Regions from separate parts of the Homo sapiens genome. Here region 1 is linked to region 2. Evidence: read pairs that join two places in POLR2A ChIA-PET (ENCODE). Cell type or tissue: HepG2. All regions are shown on one strand. Each heading gives the region's core, and the rest is flanking DNA. Links, peaks and the distances in the headings are about the cores only. Region 1 overlaps DDX4 (DEAD-box helicase 4). Region 2 has its middle 13 kb from the start of PLPP1.

The links. ChIA-PET counts read pairs that join two places held together with the same protein. Peaks named below come from ENCODE experiments on the same cell type or tissue, not always from the same donor. Only the 100,000 strongest peaks of a DNase experiment are listed, where the experiment ranks them.
Region 1: POLR2A ChIA-PET joins it to region 2 with 8 read pairs; 2 of 35 experiments call an interaction of 5 or more read pairs at or near these places.

What each region holds. Positions count from the first base shown.
Region 1 is chr5:55,740,162-55,745,547 of GRCh38, forward strand. All of the region lies in intron 2 of DDX4 (DEAD-box helicase 4), which reads left to right. Among named protein-coding and RNA genes, the nearest start is that of DDX4, 4.8 kb to the left of the region's middle. In HepG2, for the core only: no CTCF peak of the experiment used is centred there; no DNase peak of the experiment used is centred there.
Region 2 is chr5:55,545,089-55,550,474 of GRCh38, forward strand. No RefSeq gene overlaps it. Among named protein-coding and RNA genes, the nearest start is that of PLPP1, 13 kb to the left of the region's middle. In HepG2, for the core only: a CTCF peak has its summit at 2,110; DNase peaks (open chromatin) are centred at 2,103 and 2,893.

The DNA.
Region 1 (5,386 bases), core at 281-5,280, 200 kb after region 2:
TTTCCAAACATTTTTTGTTTGTTTTTGATACAGTGTCTTGCTCTGTCACCCAGGCTGGAGTGCACTCATGCAGTGTGGGCTCACTGCAGCCTCTGCCTTCTGGGTTCAAGCAATTCTCCTGCCTCAACCTCCCTCAGCGAGACTACAGGCGCATGCCACCACGCCCAGCTAATTTTTGTATTTTTAGTAGAGATGGGGTTTCCCCATGTTGGCCAGGCTGGTCTTGAACTCCTGATCTCAGGTGATTCACTCACCTGGGCCTTCCAAAATGCTGGATTACAGTCATGAGCCACCGTGCCCAGCCCAAACATGTTTTATATAGTTTTGATGATAGTATATAACAGTAATTTTTTTTTTTTTTTGAGATGGAGTCTCACTCTATTGCCCAGGCTGGAGTGCAGTGGTGCAGTCTCAGCTCACTGCAACCTCTGCCTCCTAGGTTCAAGCGATTTTCCTGCCTCAGCCTCCCAAGTAGCTGGGACTACACGTGTGTGCCACCACGCCCCGCTAATTTTTTTTTTTTTTTTTTTGTATTTTTAGTAGACACAGGGTTTCACTATGTTGGCCAGGCTGGTCTCAAACTCCTGACCTCAGGTGATCCTCCCACTTTGGCCTCCCAAAGTGCTGGGATTACAGGCATGGGCCACCACACCCAGCCATATAACAGTAACTTTTGAATCCATCTTTCTTGACACTTCAGCACTAACTATTCCATATTACAACTTTTGTGGGAATTTCAGTGGTGTTAGCTTCTCACTGTGTATTGTCATTAATGTTTACATCTTACTTGTTTTAATTTGGTAATTTTTTTCAAAAATGGAATTACTTGTTCAGAGGACATTTTTTATCATTCTTTTTCCTCCTTGTTCTCAATAGATTTGTTATAACACAAAGTTTAATTCACAGATAGATACTTTATTCCCCCTGGTCTTAATAGCCATCTGTCCAATTTCTTTTTTCTTAGTTTGAGATTTTTGTCTTCATGAAGTGTTTAAGCAGCACACTGCACTATAGCGTGTTGTGCATATTTATTGCATTGGGTTTCTGAAATTAAGGATGACTGTCAAATCTTTCAAATTTCCCTTTTTGGGATCTTTATGCTATTCAATAACATAGTTTCTTCACATTGGGAATACTAAATTGAATATGTTGACCAGTCTACCTTATGATGCTTAATACATTTGTGTTGGGTGAATTTGTAGTGTATCTTTTGCATTTGTCTGCAAACTTAACACCTGGTGTTGTGCTGGTTGTGCCATTAGTTCTATGCTTAGTTGACTCGAAGGAACATGGTGCAATCAGGATCTTTATTTGCCTTCCTAGGTTGAATAAAAAGTGCAGGATGGCCAGGTGCGGTGGTTCATGCCTGTAATCCCAGCACTTTGGGAGGCTGAGACAGCCAGATCACTTGAGGCCAGGAGTTCGAGACCAGCCTGGCCAACATAGCAAAACCCCTTCTCTACTAAAAATACAAAAAATTAGCTGGGAGTGGTGGCACACGCCAGTAGCCTCAGCTACTTGGGAGGCTGAGGCAGGAGAATCTCTTGAAATTGGGAGGTGGAGACTGCAGTGAGCCAAGTCCGGGCAGCTGCACTCCAGCCTGGGCAATGGAGCAAGACTCTGTCTGAAAAAAAAAAAAAGTGCAGAAACTAGAGATGAATACATTACATTTTTATGTAGAACAAATCTAAAGTCTTTCATTCCGTTTCTTTTAAAGACACCATTTTGATTTGTTCTAACTGAATTTGGTTTTCAAGAAAAAGCTGGCCTTCTCTTTTATAGCGGCTTTATCTGTGATCATCCTTTTCTGAGTGCTTCTCAGGAGCTTTATTTGGAGACTTAATGTTGACATACGCTTATATAATTTTGAAATAATTTGTCATTGTTCTAGTATAACAGATAGAATTTTGGGTAGAACTTCTCAATTCTAAATTTTAAAGTGAGTGTACCACCTGGGAATAGAACAGCGAAAGATGTGAAGTTAAGAAAGATTTTATAATGTGGCAATTATATAGTCCAGAAATCTCAACCATTAGGCATTTGCACGTTGCCTGCAGGCTTATTGGGGTGAGTGTTAGAATGGATGGGTATGGTGAGTGTATTAGATAATTCCGTTGCTTACTTACTAGCTGTGAGGCCTCTTGTTAACTGACCGTGAATGTAAGCCTGTATAGTGATCACTTCTGTCTGATCTATTTGCCATTTTTGTGGCACATTTCAGAAGGCAAAATCTCTTGTGGTTAAAGTGGAAACAGTAATTGAGTAATTAGACCATCCACAATTATAATTTTATTAAGCAGCAGTAGCAATGTTAGCAATAATTGTTGAGATAAGAAAATAAACATATATATGATATTACAAAATTGAAAGTAAGAATACAGGTGAAAAAAATGTGTTCATCAAAATGCAAAAGGATTATTTGTAGCTGCATGTGAGAACACTTATGTGTTAAACATTCGAAATTTCTGAATTGGTGCATTTGGGTGGTTTGAGAGATAATAATGGTTTACAGCTAAGTATTTTAAGAGGTAAGCTAAAGACAAGACCTATGATTCATTCAACATATTTTTGAGTTCTAGTAGGTGCTGGAGAGAGAGTGGTGAATATAAGGTGCTTGCTGTTACATTGTATTTTACTGGAGAAGACAGAATAAGCGCGTTTGAGAACCAAATAATTATAGTGAAAAGTACTATAAAAAATTAGAGAAATGTGTGTGTGAGACTGGTGTGGGGTGGATTTAGTTGGAGAGGGAAGGCTTCTCTCAGACAGTGACTCATGAGCCTGAGACTTAAAGGAGTCCCAGCAGGACATCAGGTGCAAAGGTTCTCAAGGAACCTTTGAGAAGGAGGAGGGAACAAACTTGGGGTATTAGGGCAACAAGAAGGCCAATGTGTTAGTTTTCTGTGGCTGCTATAACAAATTAACACAAACTGGGTAACTTAAAGCAACATAAATTTATTCTCATAGTTCTGGAAGCCTGAAGTTAAAAATCAAGGTGTCAGCAGCGCTGCCCTCCCTCTGGAGGTTCTGGGACAGAATCTTTGCTTCTTCTAGCTTCTAGTGGCTAAGGGCATTCCTCGGCTTGTGGCTGCATATCTCTTAGCTCTGTCTTCACATTGCACCTCCTTTGTGGGTCTTTGTGTTATTTCCCTCTGCCTCTCTATTATAAGGACACTTGTGATGGCAATTAGGACTCATGCCGATAATCCAGGGTAATCTCATCTCAAAATCTTTAACTTAATTTCATCTGCTGTGACCCCTTTTCTCTCTCTTTCTTTTCTTTTTTGAGACAGAGACTTGTTCTGTCACCTAGGCTGGAGTGCAGTGGCGCAATCTCGGCTCCCTTCAAGCTCCACCTCCTGGGTTCAGGCGATTCTCCTGCCTCAGTCTCCTGAGTAGCTGGGATTACAGGTGCCCGCCACCATGCCTGGCTAATTTTTGTATTTTTAGTAGAGATGGGGTTACACCATGTTGGACAGGCTGGTCTTGAACTCCTGACCTCAGGTGATCTGGCTGCCTCGGCTTCCCAAAGTTCTGGAATTACAGGCGTGAGCCACCGCGCCCAACCAGTTAAGCTTTTTTAATGATAAAATTCTGTTGGAAATTATTTTTGATGTATTTTTTCAAAATTCATCTTGGAATTTGTAAGTTGGATGTATGTGGGATATTAAGTTCCATAGCTTGAAGCTTAATAATAAGTTTTTCAGTTCTTTAGTGTAAGAGTGTTTTATAACACTTGTAAAACCAGCCTTTTTTTTTTTTTTTTTGCCTCTATTCACTCTATAGTACTTTGAGCCTTACAAACAAGAAAAAAGTCTTCAGATTTTAAATAGAAAATATTGGATAATTGTTCTTGTTTTAATGTCTGTGGTAGTAATAAACTGGAACTTTTTTTTACTGTAGCAATTACCAAAACCCCAAGTCATTTCAAGTATGTTGTTATTTTTGTGCCCTTAATGATGACTCGGAAAAATGTTTGGATGACTCTTGAGCTTTTTAAAAGTAGTTTTAAAAGTCAGTGTCTTTGAGAAAGAAATTTTAGCAAATAGATGTTACCTAAAGAAGCCTACCTTGGTGCATTCTCTCTAGGTTTGGGACTTAGTTAAATGAACTTATTTGAAGGAACATTGTAACTGTTGTAATATAGTTAGTTGATTAAGAGATCATCTGTAGATTTCCTTTCATTCTTAAATTATTAAATTCTGATTGTCATGTGCAAGAATTTCAGAGCCGTATTCTGAACTTTTGCCATAATTAAAGGAAGTTTACGTGAGAAGAAATAAAGATGTGGATTAATGATGATAAGGACACCCTAAGAGTTAGTGAGAAAAAAATTACTCAAATTGTCATTAATCTAGAGCTATCCAGAGAAATGTTGGAAGGTTCCAAAATTAACCTGCATTCAGCTATTGATTTTATAATAAGTTGAATTTTCTAAATCTGGCAGTCATTCTACCACTGCTAATGTAATGCATGTGTGTTAATAGTAAATGATTTTCTTTAGCCTAAAGTAGGGAAAGTGAACAGTTAGTATTTGGGAGCAAAGACAGTCTTCAGCTACTGCTGTGACAAATGTGATTAAAATTAACCATGAATATTCTGATGCTACAGCTGAGGATATACCTTTTCATTGTAGTTGTAGTGCAGTGGCAGGTTGCATATATAAATTGTTTCCAGTCCATAAGTGAATTTACTTTACAGTGAATCCTTTTTTTTCTTTTTTTTTGAGATGGTGTGAGACAGTGTTTTGCTCTTGTTGCCCAGGCTGGAGTGCAGTGGCACGATCTCGGCTCACCACAACCTCTGCCTCCTGGGTTCAAGCGATTCTTCTGCCTTAGGCTCCTGAGTAGCTGGGATTACAGGCGCCCATCACCATGCCAGGCTAATTTTGTATTTTTAGTAGAGATGGGGTTTCTCCATGTTGGTCAGGCTGGTCTTGAACTGCTGACCTCAGGTGATCTGCCCACCTTGGCCTCCCCAAAGTGCTTGGATTACAGGTGTGAGCCACTGAGCCCGGCCAGTGAATTCCTTTTTAAAACATGAGAGTACCATTAATTGGTTTCACTATAAATGCAGTAGAGATTTTAAAAATTTCTGTAGTACTTTTCTAGAGCAAAGATTAGTGTTAAATCACTAATACTCTGTAATATTGATGAATATACTGTAATATATGGAACTTGGCATACAATAGTGTGTATTGACCAGTGTTGATTTATTCATGTATTACTTGTCAGATTTTATAATGATATTTTATTATATTTTCTTTTCTATTTTTATTTTTTGAGACGGTCTTATTCTGTTACCCAGGCTGGAGTGAGTGGTGTGATCTCAGCTCACTTCAACTTCTGCCTCCCAGGCGAAGTGAACCTCCCATCTCAGCCTCCCG
Region 2 (5,386 bases), core at 223-5,222:
GTAAAATGAGAATGACAATAATAGTACCTACCTCATAGGTTTGTTGTGAAGATTAAATGAGCTAATATGTCAAGATCACTCAGCACAATGCCAAGGCATATAGTAGGTGCTCAATAGATGTTGGACATTATTATTCAAAGATTCCTGTCACTTTCGCATGAGAACCAGGTTGATGTCTGTGTCTTATTAACCTTGAGCCTAAGGATAGCGTTCAGAGACCCTGCAAATCCTTTGCAATTGCATATAAATTACATGTTTATATATTTTGCTATGAACTGGCTCTGTAGCCCTTCCCAGATTCTCAAACAGGGTCTCTGACACCATAGTGTGCTCTAGAGCTTTGCTTCCGAAAATGTGCCCTGGACTAGCAGTGTGTGCATTAACGGAGGCTATTATTAAGAGAAATGCAGACTCTCAGATTCCACTCCAAATCTACTGAATCTAAAACTGCATTTTATTTTATTTTTTTATAAGCAGAAAAAAACTTTATTTCTATCAAATTGAAAATTATGAACCTTCCAGCAAGATAATCAAAATAATAATACAATTAACAGGATATCATATACAGATCAGACTAGAGGTTTACATACTTTGAAGCACATACACCAAAATTAAGAGGGCCAGCAACTGTCCCACTGAGGAAAAGCACTCTGACTCATGGCAAACACACAACTTCTGGGAAAATTGAGCTAACATTTCACAGGACAGTACACCAAAGAGACAGGTCGTCATTGGGTTACAGAAATGATCTGAGCTTGAGAAGGATCACAGTAAAATGCCATTGTAACTCAACAATTTTCCCGGAGATCTGCTCATCTCAAAAACAAGAATACAGGGCTGGGCGCAGTGGCTCATGCCTGTAATCCCAGCACTTTGGGAGGCCAAGGTAGGTGGATCATGAGGTTAGGAGATCAAGACCATCCTGGACAACATGGTGAAATCCTGTCTCTACTAAAAATACAAAAGTTAGCCAGGTGTGGTGGCACGCATCTGTAGTCCCAGCTACTCAGCAGGTTGAGGCAGGAGAATCGCTTGAACCCAGGAGGCAGAGGTTGCAGTGAGCTGAGATCGCGTCACTGCACTCCAGCCTGGGTGACAGAGTGAGACTCCATCTCAAAAAAACAAAACAAAACAACAACAACAAAACCCCAATAATATATAATATAAAAATCAGTAGTATAAATTGTCATAAAACTAGAAAAGCCCTCTAAGCCCTAATATCCTTGGAGCTTACATAAAGACTGGGTTTTCATTTTTCTTCTCTTTACTTTTCTTTAAATTAAATATGAAATATTTTGTTATTTAGGACATTTCTGACTTTATAGCCAAAGCTTTAAAATGAAAACAATAATAATTTTATAAAAGGAATTAGACACCTATCAACCCTAGGGGGAATCTTCAAGGTGGTCTGCTCCTTTGAAAAGCTTTAAACAGGAAAGCTTTTATTTAAAGAATGACCCTGTGCGGCTGGGCGCGGTGGCTCATGCTTGTAATCCCAGTACTTTGGGAGGCCGAGGTGGGCGGATCACGAGGTCAAGAGATCGAGATCATCCTGGCTAACACAGTAAAACCCCGTCTCTACTGAAAAAAAAAAATACAAAAAATTAGCTAGGCATGGTGGCGGGCTCCTGTAGTCCCGGCTACTTGGGAGGCTAAGGCAGGAGAATGGCGTGAACCCGGGAGGTGGAGCTTGCAGTGGGCTGAGATCACACCACTGCACTCCAGCCTGGGCGACACAGCGAGACTCCATCTCAAAAAAAAAAAAAAAGAATGACCCTGTGCTTCTGGGAATAACCTAATTATTACCACAGGAAGGGATTTCATATCTATGCCATAAAAGAGCACACATTTCCATATTTAAAGAAGTCTTCATTACCAACTTCTTTTTTTTAAAGACACCAAATAGACCAAGGAGTTACTAAAAATGGAAGGGGATAGTGAGAAAACAAGTCATACTATGAACAGGACTTCACCTTATGAATTGCCTCTCTAGCAAAATCAACTGCAGAAAGGAAAGACATTGTCTGTTAAATGGAAGGTAATAAACGGAATTCTCAGGTGGACACAAATACCTCCTGACATCCTGTAACCCAGCAGAGTACAGATGAGACACGCCCTCTGTAGATACAGTGTGCAACTACCAGTGTGACTCCCTGAGTGCCCATTTCTTGTCTCTGCCTCTAAGCACCAAAAGCAAATATTCCAGGCTGAAGCAAATGTGTTGTTTTATCTGTTAATGAGAATAGGGAGCTCAAATTAGGGAAAGATACAAAAAAAAGGCCCTTTGAATTTCCTGATTAATCCCTATTGATACATAAAAATACGTTTAAATAAACAGGATTATTTCCATTTATAATACAAGGAGGCAAGTTAATTGAGATTATTACACAGGTAATTGATGAAGATTTGATTAGCCAATACATGTAATGTGCCTAACATGGAGTAGACAAATAGTAACTACTGCCTATACCGTAACACATTTGGAAATACGCAGTATTTATTATTTGAGCAAAGACCTCCAGCAGTCTTAAACACTTTGAAAGAAAAGCTAATGTCAAATACTGAACTCAGTTTCCAGTGAACTAAATTTTATAAAAGCACTATTTATGGGTTTGTGCATGCATCTTTCTAAAGTTATCCTGTCTCAACATCTTAAATAGCAGAAAAAAACCATAGCAGCACCTCCCTTTAAGAATCCTTACTCATTCATGGCTATTCTTACCTTTCTCCTTCCCAACCAAAGAGAGGGTCACATCTTGGGTAAAAATGGAGCTCACCTGAGCTTGGCTGCTGGAGAGCAGCAGGGGAGTGATCCCTGGAGATGGACAAGACAGGAAGTGAATCTCCCCTGGTTACTGCCTCAACTGTTGCACAACAAGCAGATGGTGGGCGAAGGTATTCAGAGTCATGTTAATATGTAATGGAATAGAGAGACAATGGTACAAAAGTCAGGAGTTAACTTGTGTTTGATGCTCCATCATCGCTGGTTTACCTACCAGCACTTTGAAAAGGACTAGTTTATCAACAAGACCTTGTTTGGAGTAGGAGTGAGGGAGTGATTTGTTCTGATCTCTGGAAAGAAAAGTGAGCAGGGTCTGGATAGCTCCAAGGAGCTCAAAAGCCTATGTGTGAGCACCATGGCTCAAGGGTAAAGGCCGCTCCAGGGGCACGACCCAGTGGACACCCAAAGGGTAGGTAAGGAACATGAGCTAGCCTCCTTCACAGATTAGCCTGGACGCAAGCCCAGCCTACTTTGACAGTCTTTTATTCCTTTCATAAAGGAGTTCTTAGGCAGGAAGACCAAGACAAGACTCTCCTCTAGCAGCTTCCTTTGCTTAAGCAAACGAAAAAAAAAAAAAAGGAACGTCATAAAAAGGTGAACATCACTTTAGTGAGTCTGCTATTTTCTTTTCTTTTCTTTTAAGAGACAGGGTCTCGCTGTGTCACCCAGGCTGGGGTACAGAGGTGCAATCATAGCTCACTGCAGCCTCGAACTCCTAGGATCAAGCAATCCTCCTGCCTCAGTCTCCTGAGCAACTAGGACCACAAGTGTACACCAGCATGCTTGGCTAATTTTTTATTTTTCTGTAGAGATGGAGTCTTGTGATGTTGCCCAGGCTGGTCTTGAACTTCTGGCCTCTGGCAATCTTCCCATCATGGCCTCCCAAAGCACTGGGACTACAGGCATGGACTAGCTCCACCATGCCTAGACTAGCTCTGTTACTCTTGATGTGAGACCACAAGCAGAATCAAGCAGACTCAAGACCCTTGGTTGCTTGGACACAAGTAGATATTAATAACATCCAGGAACAAGCTCAGTCTTCTGAGTTAGGAAAACCTGGGCTGCAGTCCCAGCTACACTGGTCACCAGCAGCCGAAGCCTGAGCAAGATGCTTCACATCCCTGGGACCCCTGTCTTCTTTTTTATCAGCATGAAATCATGCCTATTTCATAGGATGCTAGAAAGATTGAGATGTTTATAAAGGTCCTAAAACTGCACATTTCACTCAGTAGGCTTTCAATAAACAGTACCTATCTTAAGTCTGTGTTAGTATTGGAGGGTATTAAACACAGCAGCATTTCCAAGGTCTAAGTAAGTAAGAAGCCTGTTAGGATAATGGAAGCAAACTGAATTAAGAGCTGGGTAGAATGACAGAATGCGAGGTCGGGTTAGAATCTTGGAAACCATCTAAACCACCCTCTTTGGTTAAAGGTGAAAGAACAGTTGTGTGGCAGTAGAAGGAAAACCAAGAAAAGATGTCCCTTTAATTTTACTTTTGTCAAAACATTTTCAAGATAATTTTAATTTTTACAAAATCATTTAAGGGAAAAACTAGTGAGTTTGTTGAAGAAAACCAGAAATAGATTTTTTTAAGGCCATTGACCACAAAATAAACATTATGTTTCAAAGACCATGGAAAGATATTTATCTCTATTTGGTCTCACCTAAACCAGCACAGACCCTCAACTGCTAGACAATCTCAGCAAACACACACACTGGAGACTTACTGAGTGACTCAATGTTGGCTAGAATTGTCTATTTAGCTGGAAGGAAAGAGGGAGGGAAGGATAGATAGAGGAGTGAAGTATGGAAGCAGGGATCAGGCCACTTCCTGTACTTCTCCAAAACTCCAAAGGCAATGATCACATTGGAGGGTCAGTTAAACACAGAGGGAAGTGAAGAAAGAAGTTTGGAGATTTTCCTTTTTCCAAAAAAGCACAGACTTTCCTCTTTTGGGTATTCTTTAGAATAACTTTAACTCTCTACGTTTCCTAGTTTGTGGAAATTTTCTCTATGGCAGAAATACTCTAAATCGTGCAATTTTCCTCGTATCAGACTTATTTTTCTCTATAACTGGTTCCCCAGGAGACCTGAGCTTTATCTACATATGATATGCACCCCATCTCCACAAATGGCCATTCAATTGCAACTCTACATTCTAAAGTGCTCAGAGGCAATATAATGTACCGACGATTCATAGATCTGACTGGGCATTTTCATTATATAAACCTACAAACTAAACAATCTCATTATGTTTGAGAGGATGGGGAGGACACTTGTCTATATTTCCACTAAAGTAACCAAAAAATATTCACATGAAGGGACAATGCGAGAGGAGCTGGCAAGTGCTTGGGCAGTACTTAGAAGGAAGACGCATTCATTATCATACTGAGGATTCACTGAGACATCTTCAGAAAGTAAGTAATGTGTTTCAACACCACTGAAGTGTTAAAATAGGCTCCTTTTCTTCTCACCAGTATGAAAAGTTAGACAGGAGTCACTCTCAGGAATAGTAAAGGACACTCACTGGGGACAGTTATGATGCATGAAGAAGGGATACATATTTTTAAGGCAGCAGGAATAAATTTCATTGTCCTTCCCAGA